Regions from separate parts of the Homo sapiens genome. Here region 2 is linked to region 1. Evidence: read pairs that join two places in POLR2A ChIA-PET (ENCODE). Cell type or tissue: PC-9. All regions are shown on one strand. Links, peaks and the distances in the headings refer to the core of each region. The heading gives the core; the rest is flanking DNA.

What was found. Peaks named below come from ENCODE experiments on the same cell type or tissue, not always from the same donor. Only the 100,000 strongest peaks of a DNase experiment are listed, where the experiment ranks them.
Region 2: POLR2A ChIA-PET joins it to region 1 with 15 read pairs; 2 of 35 experiments call an interaction of 5 or more read pairs at or near these places.

What each region holds. Positions count from the first base shown.
Region 1 is chr22:37,441,435-37,446,815 of GRCh38, forward strand. No RefSeq gene overlaps it. Among named protein-coding and RNA genes, the nearest start is that of ELFN2, 17 kb to the left of the region's middle. In PC-9, for the core only: no CTCF peak of the experiment used is centred there; DNase peaks (open chromatin) are centred at 1,267 and 2,797; H3K27ac peaks cover 2,419 bases.
Region 2 is chr22:37,531,194-37,536,574 of GRCh38, forward strand. No RefSeq gene overlaps it. Among named protein-coding and RNA genes, the nearest start is that of CARD10, 14 kb to the left of the region's middle. In PC-9, for the core only: a CTCF peak has its summit at 3,070; a DNase peak (open chromatin) is centred at 2,938; H3K4me3 peaks cover 299 bases; H3K27ac peaks cover 2,077 bases.

The sequences.
Region 1 (5,381 bases), core at 298-5,297:
TACATTCCTCTTTCCGAGCCTGATCTGTCAACTCTGCCCCTCACGAAGGTCCACCTCCACTGTGCCCTATACCCAGCCCTCTTACTTCCTTAAGGAGGGCACTCCTGCAGTGTGTACCCCTCTTTCTCCTGCATTTTCATTTTTCTTTTTCCTTTTCTTGAGAAAGGGTCTCTGATGCCCAGGCTGGAGTGCAGTGGCATCATCATGTTTCATTATAGCCTTGAACTCCTGGTCCTGGGCTCAAGCGATCCTCCCGCCTCAGCCTCCCAAGTAGCTGGGACTACAGGTGCACACCACCACACCTGGCTAATTTTTTTTTTTTTTTTTTGGTATTTTTTGTAGAGACAGGGTTTTGCCATGTTGCCCAGGCTGGTCTCGAACTCCTGGGCTTAAGCGATCCGCCTCAGCCTCCCAGGTAGCTGGGACTACAGGCATGAGCCCTGTACCCAGCCCTCCTGCATTTTCATTTTTCCTTCTCCAGGTTCATTACCATCATAACCACATGCATGTACTGCCATTTCTCCATCTTAAAAAACTTGTCTCGTGCATGCCTGTAGCCCCAGCTACTCGGGAGGCTGAAGCAGGAGAATCGCTTGAACCTGGGAGATGGAGGTTGCAGTGAGCTGTGAGCCGAGATCGAGCCACTGCACTCCAGCCTGCTGACAGAGCAAGACTCCATCAAAAAAAAAAAAAAAAAGAAAGTCTCAACAGCACATCCCCAGTTCTCTCCTTTCCTTAATAGAAAGAAGATATATCCAAAGAGCTCCCTTTTTTTCACCCCAATTCCTATGCATTAGGAACTAGACTCTCCAGGCTTTGCCCTTCCATGTCACTGATATGACTTCGTCAAGGTCTCCAGGGACTCCAGCGGCCAGACATTCACCCTGCCTCTGACGCGCCCGTCAGCTACAATAGACTCAGCCGGTCACCCCCTCCTCCTTGAAGCGCTCTCCTTCTGGCTTCCAGGACACTAGGCTCTCCTCTCACTTGAATGCAAGCTCTGGAAGAAATAGGATGTTTGTCATCTTGCCCACTGCTGTATCCTCACCGCCTAAAACAGTGCTTAGCAACAGTGGGGGCTCAACTCTCTTCACTGAATTCATGAAGAGACTGCTGGTTGTACCTCAATATCCACTCTCCCCTTCTTCTACAGTAATATTAATAGTTTTAGCTGAGTCCATGGCTGCCTAGATAAAGACTACATTTCCCAGCTTACCATGCACTTGGGCATGGCCACATGACTGGATTCCGGTCAATGAAATGAGGGCAGAAATGAGTTGTGCAATTTCCTGTTCATGCCCTCCAAAGAAAAGGTATGTTCCTCCCTTTGTTTTTCTGCCCTTTCCATGGGCTGAAATGCAGATATGATGGCAGGAGCTGCAGCAGCCATCGTAAACCAGATGGTGAAGCCACCTGCAGGTTGAGGAAGATGGGTAACAAAATAAAAGGGACACCCACTCAGCATTGCTCACATTATGTTCAGATTGTCACTGACAGAGAAGTAAATGTCTGTCTTATTTAAATCATGGTGATTTTGGCTTTTGTTACAGCAGACAGACCTGTACTCTGAGGAATGCACTGTTATTTATTAAACCAATTGTAGTTTGATTTTCCGTAACTTGCAACCTGATCCATCCATCCAGGAGGGAAATGGGTACCACTATTTCTTTGGGTCCTGTTCATCACGTAACAGTGATGCTATAAGGGAGGACATTTATGGGGTAAGTTAATGAATACTTTGTGAGATAGAAAGGGACTCTGGGAACCGGGCCGGCAGAGTGCCCACCATGTGGGCTGCCAGGAAGGGCACCGCTATGTGGATGGAGGCACCTGCTCCAGAATGTCAACACTCGGCACTTATTCACAGCGAGCAGCTGGTGGGCAACAATGTGCCTCCCAATCTTCATGCAGCACAGAGAGAAACTGAGAACATTACAATTAAACCCAGGCCACTGAGTGGACATCGTTTTAGCCAGCTGTCAGAAGAGACAGGCAGAACAAAACTGCTTTTCCAACCTGAGCAACTCTCACTGTGGAATAAATGTGCATGCCAAGTTTTTTTAAATGAGGGGCAAGATTTTTTCAATCTTTTTAATCTTGCTTTTGAAAAATTTTTTAAATTTGTTTTGTTTTGTTTTGAGACAGAGTCTCACTCTGTCGCCCAGGCTAGAGTGCAGTGGCGCAATCTCGGCTGGCTGCAACCTCTGCCTCCTAGGTTCAAGCAATTCTCGTGCCTCAGCCTCCTGAGTAACTGGGATTACAGGCATGTGCCACCACACCTGGCTAATTTTTGTTTTTTGTTTTGTGTGTGTGTGTGTGTGTGTGTGTGTGTGTGTGTGTGTTGGTTTTTGTTTTTTGTTTTTGTTTTTGTTTTTTTTAGTGGAGACAGGATTTCGCCACATTGGCCAGGCTGGTTTTGAACTCCTGACCTCAAGTGATCCGCCCACCTTGGCCTCCCAAAGTGCTGGGATTACAGGCATGAGCCACTGCACCCGACCTAAATTTTTTTTAAATTTTTTAAATCTTGCTCTGCCAGGCACCATGGCTCACGCCTGTATTCCTAGCACTTTGGGAAACCAAGGCGGGAGGATCACTTGAACCCAGGAGTTCAAGGCTTTGGTGAGCTATTACCACATCACTGTACTCCAGCCTGGGCGACAGAGTGAATGAAACCTGTCTCAAAAAAAAAAAAAAGTATCTGTATGACACAATAATGCCATTGAAAACCATTCCTTTGATTTTAAGAAACATGACTCAGTGACACAGTCAGCACCTTGAATATTCTGATTCTGTCACCTTGGAGCTAAAATACACTTTTCACATTTGATAAACTGTGGGGCAAAGTTCTTGATCCCCGACAGCCTGACTCTGTCCCAATACTAGATGTTTTTGTCCACTGCTCGGGGGAAGAAATCAATGACACGGCAATGAGCGTATTAAAAACCACATCCAAGCACTGCTGTCAAACAAGAAGGAATCCTCTCGAGTGTGAAATATTAAATACAACCAAAGCAGGGTCTAGGCCGTTTGTCTGGACAACTTTCCAGTTCTTGAGTGTGCTGTGTGGGATATCTTCTCTTCTGACAGGTACTGGAAGGAGGCTTCCATGATAAATCACCTTTTTGTCACTTCTGAGGCTGTGTCTAATCCCCAAATCCCAGAACAGGCACTTGTGGGTGCCATCTCTGACCGCCTGCAGCCTAGCAAGGGGCTATTGGCTTTGGGGAGATGAAGAGTGCAAGGAAAGAAGCTGTCTAGATAGGAAACATGAGCTGCTGGCCGAACTAGCTTGCCATCAAGACAGCCGGGACCATTTGTCCACTCAGCAAACAATGATTGAGGACCTACTACGCGCTGGGAACACAGGGCCTGGAGGCATGAAGGTGAACAGAAAAAAAAAAAAAAAAAAAGACAGAAGGATTGCAAACAGAATCATCACTCTCAGTGACACAAAACCTTGTTTAAAAAATTGTGATAAAGGGCTGAACATGGTGGCTCACACCTGTAATCCCGGCACTTTGGGAGGCCAAGGTGGGCAGATTGCTTGAGCCCAAGAGTACAAGACCAGCCTGGGCAACATGGTGAAACCCCGTCTCTACAAAAAAAAAAAAAAAAAATTAGCCGGGCATGGTGGTACGTGCCTGTAATCCCAGCTACCTGGGAGGCTGAGGTTGGAGAATGGCTTGAGCCCAGGAGGCAGAGATTGCAGTGAGCCAAGATTGTACCACTCCACTCCAGCCTGAGCGAAAGAGCCAGACCTTGTCTCAAAATAAAAAACAAACAAAAAAATTGTGATAAAATATACACAACGTAAAGCTTACCATTTTTAACCTTTTTAACTTTTGTTTGTTTGTTTTTGAGATGGAGTCTCGCTCTGTCACCCAGGCTGGAGTGCAATGGTGCGATCTCGGCTCACTGCAACGTCCACCTCCCGGGTTCAAGCGATTCTCCTGCCTCAGCCTCCTGCGTACCTGGGATAACAGGTGTGTGCCACCAGCCCAGCTTATTTTTGTATTTTTAGTAGAGACGGGGTTTTACCATGTTGCTCAGGCTGGTCTTGAACTCCTGACCTCAGGTGGTCCACCCACCTTGGCCTCCCAAAGTGCTGCTGGGATTACAGGCGTGAGCCACTGCGCCGGCCCATTTTCATCATTTTTAAATACACAGTTCACTGGCATTTAGTACGTTCGTGTTATTGTGCAAACATCACCACTGTCCAGTCCATTTCCACGCCTTTTTCATCATCCCCAACATAAACTCTGTACCCATTCAACGATAATTCCCCAGTTCTCCCTCCCCACTGCCCCAGGTAACCCCTGATAACCTCTGTTCAACTATCTCCATGAATTTCGCTATTCTAGGTACTTTATATGCATGGAGTCATACAATATTTGTCCTTTTTTTTTTTTTTTTTTTGAGATGGAGTCCCATTCTATCACCCAGGCTGCAGTACAGTGGTGCGATCTCGGCTCACTGCAATCTCCACCTCTTGGGTTCGAGCGATTCTCCTGCCTCAGCCTCCCAAGTAGCTGGGATTACAGGCGCCCGCCACCACCCCTGGCTAATTTTTGTATTTTTAGTAGAGACAGGGTTTCGCCATGTTAGCCAGGCTGATCTCGAACTCCTGACCTCAAGTGATCCACCTGCCTTCGCCTCCCAAAGTGCTCAGATTATAGGCATGAGCCACTGCACCTGGTCAATATTTGTCCTTTTATGTCCGGTTTCTTTCACTTAGCATAATATTTTCGAGGTTCACTCATGTTGTAGCATGCATCAGACTTTCCTTTTTCAGGCTGAATAATACTCCACTGCATGTCTACATCGCATTTTGTTAGTCCGCCCTGTGTTGATGAATACTTGGGCTGTTTCCACCTTTGGCTATTGTGAACAAGGCTGCCACAAACATAGGTGGACACATCTGTTTGAGTTCCTGCTCCCAGTCCCTTATGTGTCTAGGAGTGGGACTGCAGGATCATATGATGATTCTATATTTAACTTTTTTTTTTTTTTTTGAGATGGAGTCTTACTCTGTTGCCCAGGCTGGAGTGCAGTGGCACGATCTCGGCTCACTGCAACCTCCACCTCCCGGTTCAGGCAATTCTCCTGCCTCAGCCTCCTGAGTAGCTGAGATTACAGGCACCCGCCACCACGCCTGACTAATTTTTGTATTTTTAGTAGAGACAGGGTCTTGCCATGTTGGCCAGGCTGGTCTTGAACTCCTGACCGCAAGTGATCCACCCCCCTCAGACTCCCAAAGTGCTGGGATTACAAACATGAGCCGCCACACCCGGCCCTATATTTAACTTTTTAAGGAACTGCTAAACTGTCTTCCACAGCAGTTGCGCCATCTACGTTCTATTATTAATTTTACATGTTATATT
Region 2 (5,381 bases), core at 275-5,274, 90 kb after region 1:
GGCGCAGTGGCTCACACTGGGTGGGTGGATCACGAGGTCAGGAGTTCAAAACCAACCTGGCCAAGACGGTGAAACCCCATCTCTACTAAAAATACAAAAATTAGCTGGTGGTGGTGGTGGTGGTCACCTGTAATCCCAGCTGCTCGGGAGGCTGAGGCAGAGAATTGCTTGAACTTGGGAGGCAGAGGTTGCAATGAGATGAGATCACGCCACTGTACTCCAGCCTTGGAAACAGAGCAAGACTCCGTCTCAAAAAAAGAAAAAAAAGAAAAGAACACAGAAAGGTTGCGAATTTAAAGATGGAAAGAGATCTATCACCCAAACAATAACCACAAAAAAATCTGCTGTACCTGTCCCAAAGTTAAAGAGTAGAATTTAAGGTAGGAAGCATGAGCAGAAACTTCATTTCAGTTAGGAAGGTATCAGAATCCCAAGTCTGTATACATCCAATAGCAGAGCTTCAAAATACAAGTAAAGCCCAATGGAACTAACAGGAGAAATGGGCAAGTCTAGTCATGGAAGGAGACTTAAACACACATCTCCAAAAAACTTATGTGGATTTAACAAAGTCACTAGATATGGGGTCAATAGATAAGATCAACTATATCTCTGTCTACTAGCCACAAATATAAACAAAGTTTTTTGTTTGTTTGTTTGTTTGTTTTTTGAGACGGGGTCTCGCTCTGTCGCCCAGGCTGGAGTGCAGTGGCACGATCTCAGCTCACTGCAAGCTCCACCTCCCAGGTTCACGCCATTCTCCTGCCTCAGCCTCCCGAGTAGCTGGGACTACAGGCGCCTGCCACCACGCCTGGCTAATTTTTTTGTATTTTTAGTAGAGACGGGGTTTCACCGTGTTAGACAGGATGGTTTCGATCTCCTGACCTCATGATCCGCCCGCCTCGGCCTCCCAAAGTACTGGGATTACAGGCGTGAGCCACAGCGCCCGGTCTATAAACAAAGTTTTTTAAATGAACCCATTAAACTCATAGCAGATAATATGGAAGAAAATCTAGATTACCTCGGGTTTGGCAATGACTTTTTTTTTATTTTTATTTTTCCGTTGTTGTTGCTGTTTTTGGTTTTGTTTTTGGAGACAGGGTCTTGCACTGTCACCCAGGCTGGAGTGCAGTGGCACAATCGTGGTTCACTGCGGCCTCAACCCTCTGGGCTCAAGCAACCCTCCTGCCTCAGCCTCTGGAAGTACTGGGATTACACGCGTGAGCCACCACACCCAGCCTTATTTTTCTTTTCATTTTTTTCCTTCTGGTTTGTCACGGGCTCAGAAAGAGGGCAATGACTTTTTAGATAATCCATAAAAGAAATAATTGATGAGGCCAGGTACAGTGGCTCACGCCTGTAATCCCAGCACTTGGGAGGCGCCAAGGTGGGCGGATCATGAGGTCAGGAGATCGAAACCATCCTGGCTAACATGGTGAAACCCTGTCTCTACTAAAAATACAAAAAATTAGCCAGGCATGGTGGCGGGTGCCTGTAGTCCCAGCTACTCAGGAGGGTGAGGCAGAAGAATGGCGTGAACCCGGGAGGCAGAGCTTGCAGTGAGCCAAGATCCCACCACTGCACTCCAGCCTGGGCAACAGAGTGAGACTCAGTCTGAAAAAAAAAAAAAAAAGAAAGAAAGAAAGAATTGATGAGTTGGGCTTCATTAAAATTCAAAACCTGTGCTTTGAGAAAGACACTGTCAAGAGAATAAAAAGGTAAGACCAGGAGAAAATATTTGCAAAAGACATATCTGATAAAAGACTGTCGACCAAAATATATGAAACTCTTAAAACTCAACAATAAGAAAATGAACAGTGGAACGTGCCTATAGTCCCAGCTACTCAGGAGGCTGAGGCAAAAGGATCACTTGAGCCCAGGAATTCAAGACCAGCCTGGGCAACACAGGGAGACCCCCATCTCTTAAAAAAAAAGAAAAAGAAAAAGAAAAAAGAAAAGAAGGCGGGGCACAGTGGCTCGCGCCTATAATCCCAGCACTTTGGGAGGCTGAGGCAGGTGGATCACCTAAGGTAGGAGTTCAAGACCAGCCTGACCAATCTGATGAAATCCCATCTCTACTAAAACTACAAAAATTAGCTGGGCATGGTGGCATGCGCCTGTAGTCCCAGCTACTCAGGAGGCTGAGACAGAAGAATTCCTTGAACCCAGGAGGTGGAGATGGTAGTGAGCCGAGATCATGCCACTGCCATCCATGCCATTCCAGCCTGGATGACAGAGTGAGACTCCATCTCAAAAAAAAAAAAAAAGAAAGAAAGAAATGTGTTATCAGGCCATGAAAAGACATGGAGGAAGCTTAACTGCATGTTGCTAAGTGAAAGAAACCAGTGTGAGTAGGCTACATACTGTGTGATCTCAACTATATGATATTCTGGAAAAGGCAAAACTATGGAGATGGCAAAAGGATCAGTGTTTGCCAGGGGCCCCGGGGAAGGAGGGGATGATTAGGTGGAGCACAAAGGATTTTTAGGGCAGTGAAACTATTGACTATGATACTATAATGGTGGATACATGTCATTATAATTTGTCAATTCCATAGAATGGACACCAAGCATTTACAATGAAGCTTATGTCAACTATAGGCCTTGGGTTAAAGATGTATCTATCCATGTACCTTCACTGATTATAGCAAATGTGCCACTCTGGTGTGTGATGTTCATGGAGAATTCTGAGTTAGGGGGGTGGGTGTTATATGGGAAATCTCTGTACTTTACGCTCAATTTTACTATGAACCTAAAACTGCTCTAAAAAATAAAGAAAGTCTATTTTTAAAATGAAGCCATTTATGGAAGCATCAAAAACATCAACTTGGTAGGAATAAACCAAACAAAAGATGTGCAAGATCTGTACACTGAAAACTACAGAACGTCGTTATGTATGAGTCACTAGGAAAAGCAGATCCAAACCACAATCCGATACCACTTCGCACACACTCAGATGGCTGTAATCAAAAAGACAAACAAAACAAGTGTTCGCCAGAAGGTGGGGAAATTAGCTCCCTCACACATTGCTAGTGCGAATGTACGATGGCACGGTTGCTTTGGGAAACGGTTTAGCAGTTCCTCAAAAAGTTAAATATAGAGTTACCATATGACCCAGCCACTTCACTCCTAGGTATAAAATACCCAAGAGAATTGAAAATACATGCCCACACATCATGTTCATTACACATGATGTTCATAGCAGCATTATTCATAATAGAACAAAAGTATCAACGATCCAAATACACATGCATGGGTGAGTGGATAATAAATGTATCATTCCAGCCATAAAAATAAATAAAGTTCCAATATGTGCTACCACATGGATGAACCTTGAAAACATTACACTAAGTGAAAGATGTCAGACACAAAAGGCCATAGATTGTATGATCCCATTTATATGGAAAGTCCAAAACAGGCAAATCCATAGAGACAGAAAGGAATTAGTAGTTGCTAGGGACTAGGGGAAGGGGAAACAGAGAATGACAGGAATGGAGGGTGACAGGTGGTGTATGAGGTTTTGGCGGGAGTGAAAACATATCTGGAAATTAGGTAGTGGTGATGACTGCACAACTTTTTAAATATACTAAAAACCTGGCCAGGCGCAGTGGCTCACACCTGTAATTCCAGCACTTTGGGAGGCCGAGGGGGGTGGATCACAAGGTCAGGAGTTCGAGATCAGCCTGACCAACAAGGTGAAACCCTGTCTCTACTAAAAATACAAAATTAGCTGGGCATGGTGAGAGATGCCTGTAATCCCAGCTACTTGGGAGGCTCAGTCAGGAGAATTGCTTGAACCCCAGGAGGTGAAGGTTGCAGTGAGCCAAGATCATGCCATTGCACTCCAGCCTGGGCAACAAGACCCAAACTCCATCTCAATAAATAAATAAATATACAAACAAACAAAAACCCACTAAATTGTACAGTTTAAAACAGGTGAATTTTATTGTATGTGAGTTATATTTCAATTTTTAAAATTAATAAAATGACATTATTGTGGGAAATTAAATAAGATCTAAATACATCACTGGGCACAGTGGCTCACTCCTGTAATCTCAACACTTTGAGAGGCCAAGGCAAGAAGATTGCTTGAGCCCAGGAGTTCCAGACCAGCCTGGGCAACATAGTGAGATCCAGTCTCTACAAAAAATAATTTAAAGATTAGCCAGGTATGGTGGCACATGGCCTGTAGTCCCAGCTGCCGGAAAGGATCACTCAAGCCCAGGAGGTCAAGGCTACAGTGAGCACGAGAATCGTCTGAATCTGAGAAGCAGAGGTTGCAGTGAGCCAAGATCACACCACGGCACTCAAGCCTGGGCGACAGAGCGAGACCCTGTCTCAAAAAATAAATAAATAAATAAATTTAAAAAGTGGTATATTCACACAGTGGAGTGCTACTACACAGCAGTGAAAATAAATAATAAATGTATAACTACAGGCAACATCGTGGACGAATCCCATAAACATAATGTTGAGTGAAGGAAGCCAGACAGAAAAGAGGACAGGATTCCATTTACGCAGAGGACAAAACCAGGTTAAAATCTGCAAGATCAGGATACTCCTTCCTTGTGGGAGGAATTGTAGAAAGTGGGCTCACAGGGGTTCATGGGGGCTGGCTGTGTTCTGTGTCTTTATTTGGTTTCTGGCTATATGGTGTGCTCACTGTGTATACACTTATTTCATATATATAATATTTCAACTAAAACTGTACCCCTGCTTCTCTGCCATGGGCTGATGTGCGCTCCCCAAAAATCCATATGTTGAAGTCCTAACCCCCAGTATCTCAGGATGTGATCATATTTGGAGATAAGGTCTTTAAAGGGGTGACTGAAGACTGGGTAAGCTGGGCGCGGTGGCTTACGCCGGTAATCCCAGCCCTTTGGGAGGTCGAGGCGGGCAGATCACCAGAGGTCAGGAGTTCTAGACAAGCCTGGCCCACATGGCAAAACCCCATCTCTACTAAAAATACAAAAATTAGCTGGGCATGGTGGTGCATGCCTGTAATCCCAACTCCTTAGGAGGCTGAGGCAGGAGAATCGCATGAACCTGGGAGGCAGAGGTTCCAGTGAGCCGAGATTGCGCCACTACACTCCAGCCTGGGTGACAGAGCAAGACTCTGTCTCAAAAAAAAAAAAAAAAAGACTGGGTGAGGTGGCTTACACCTGTAATCCTAGCACTTTGGGAGGCTGAGGTGTAAGGATGGCTTGAGCCCAGGAGTTGGAGAACAGCCTGGCACTGTAGTGAGACCCTCCCCCCATACAAATTAGCCAGGTGCAGTGGTACCTGTCTGAGGTCCTAGCTACCCTGGAGGCTGATGCAGGGGGATAGCTTGAGCCCAGGAGGTCAAGACTATCGTGAGCCGTGATTGTGCCACTGCACTCCAGC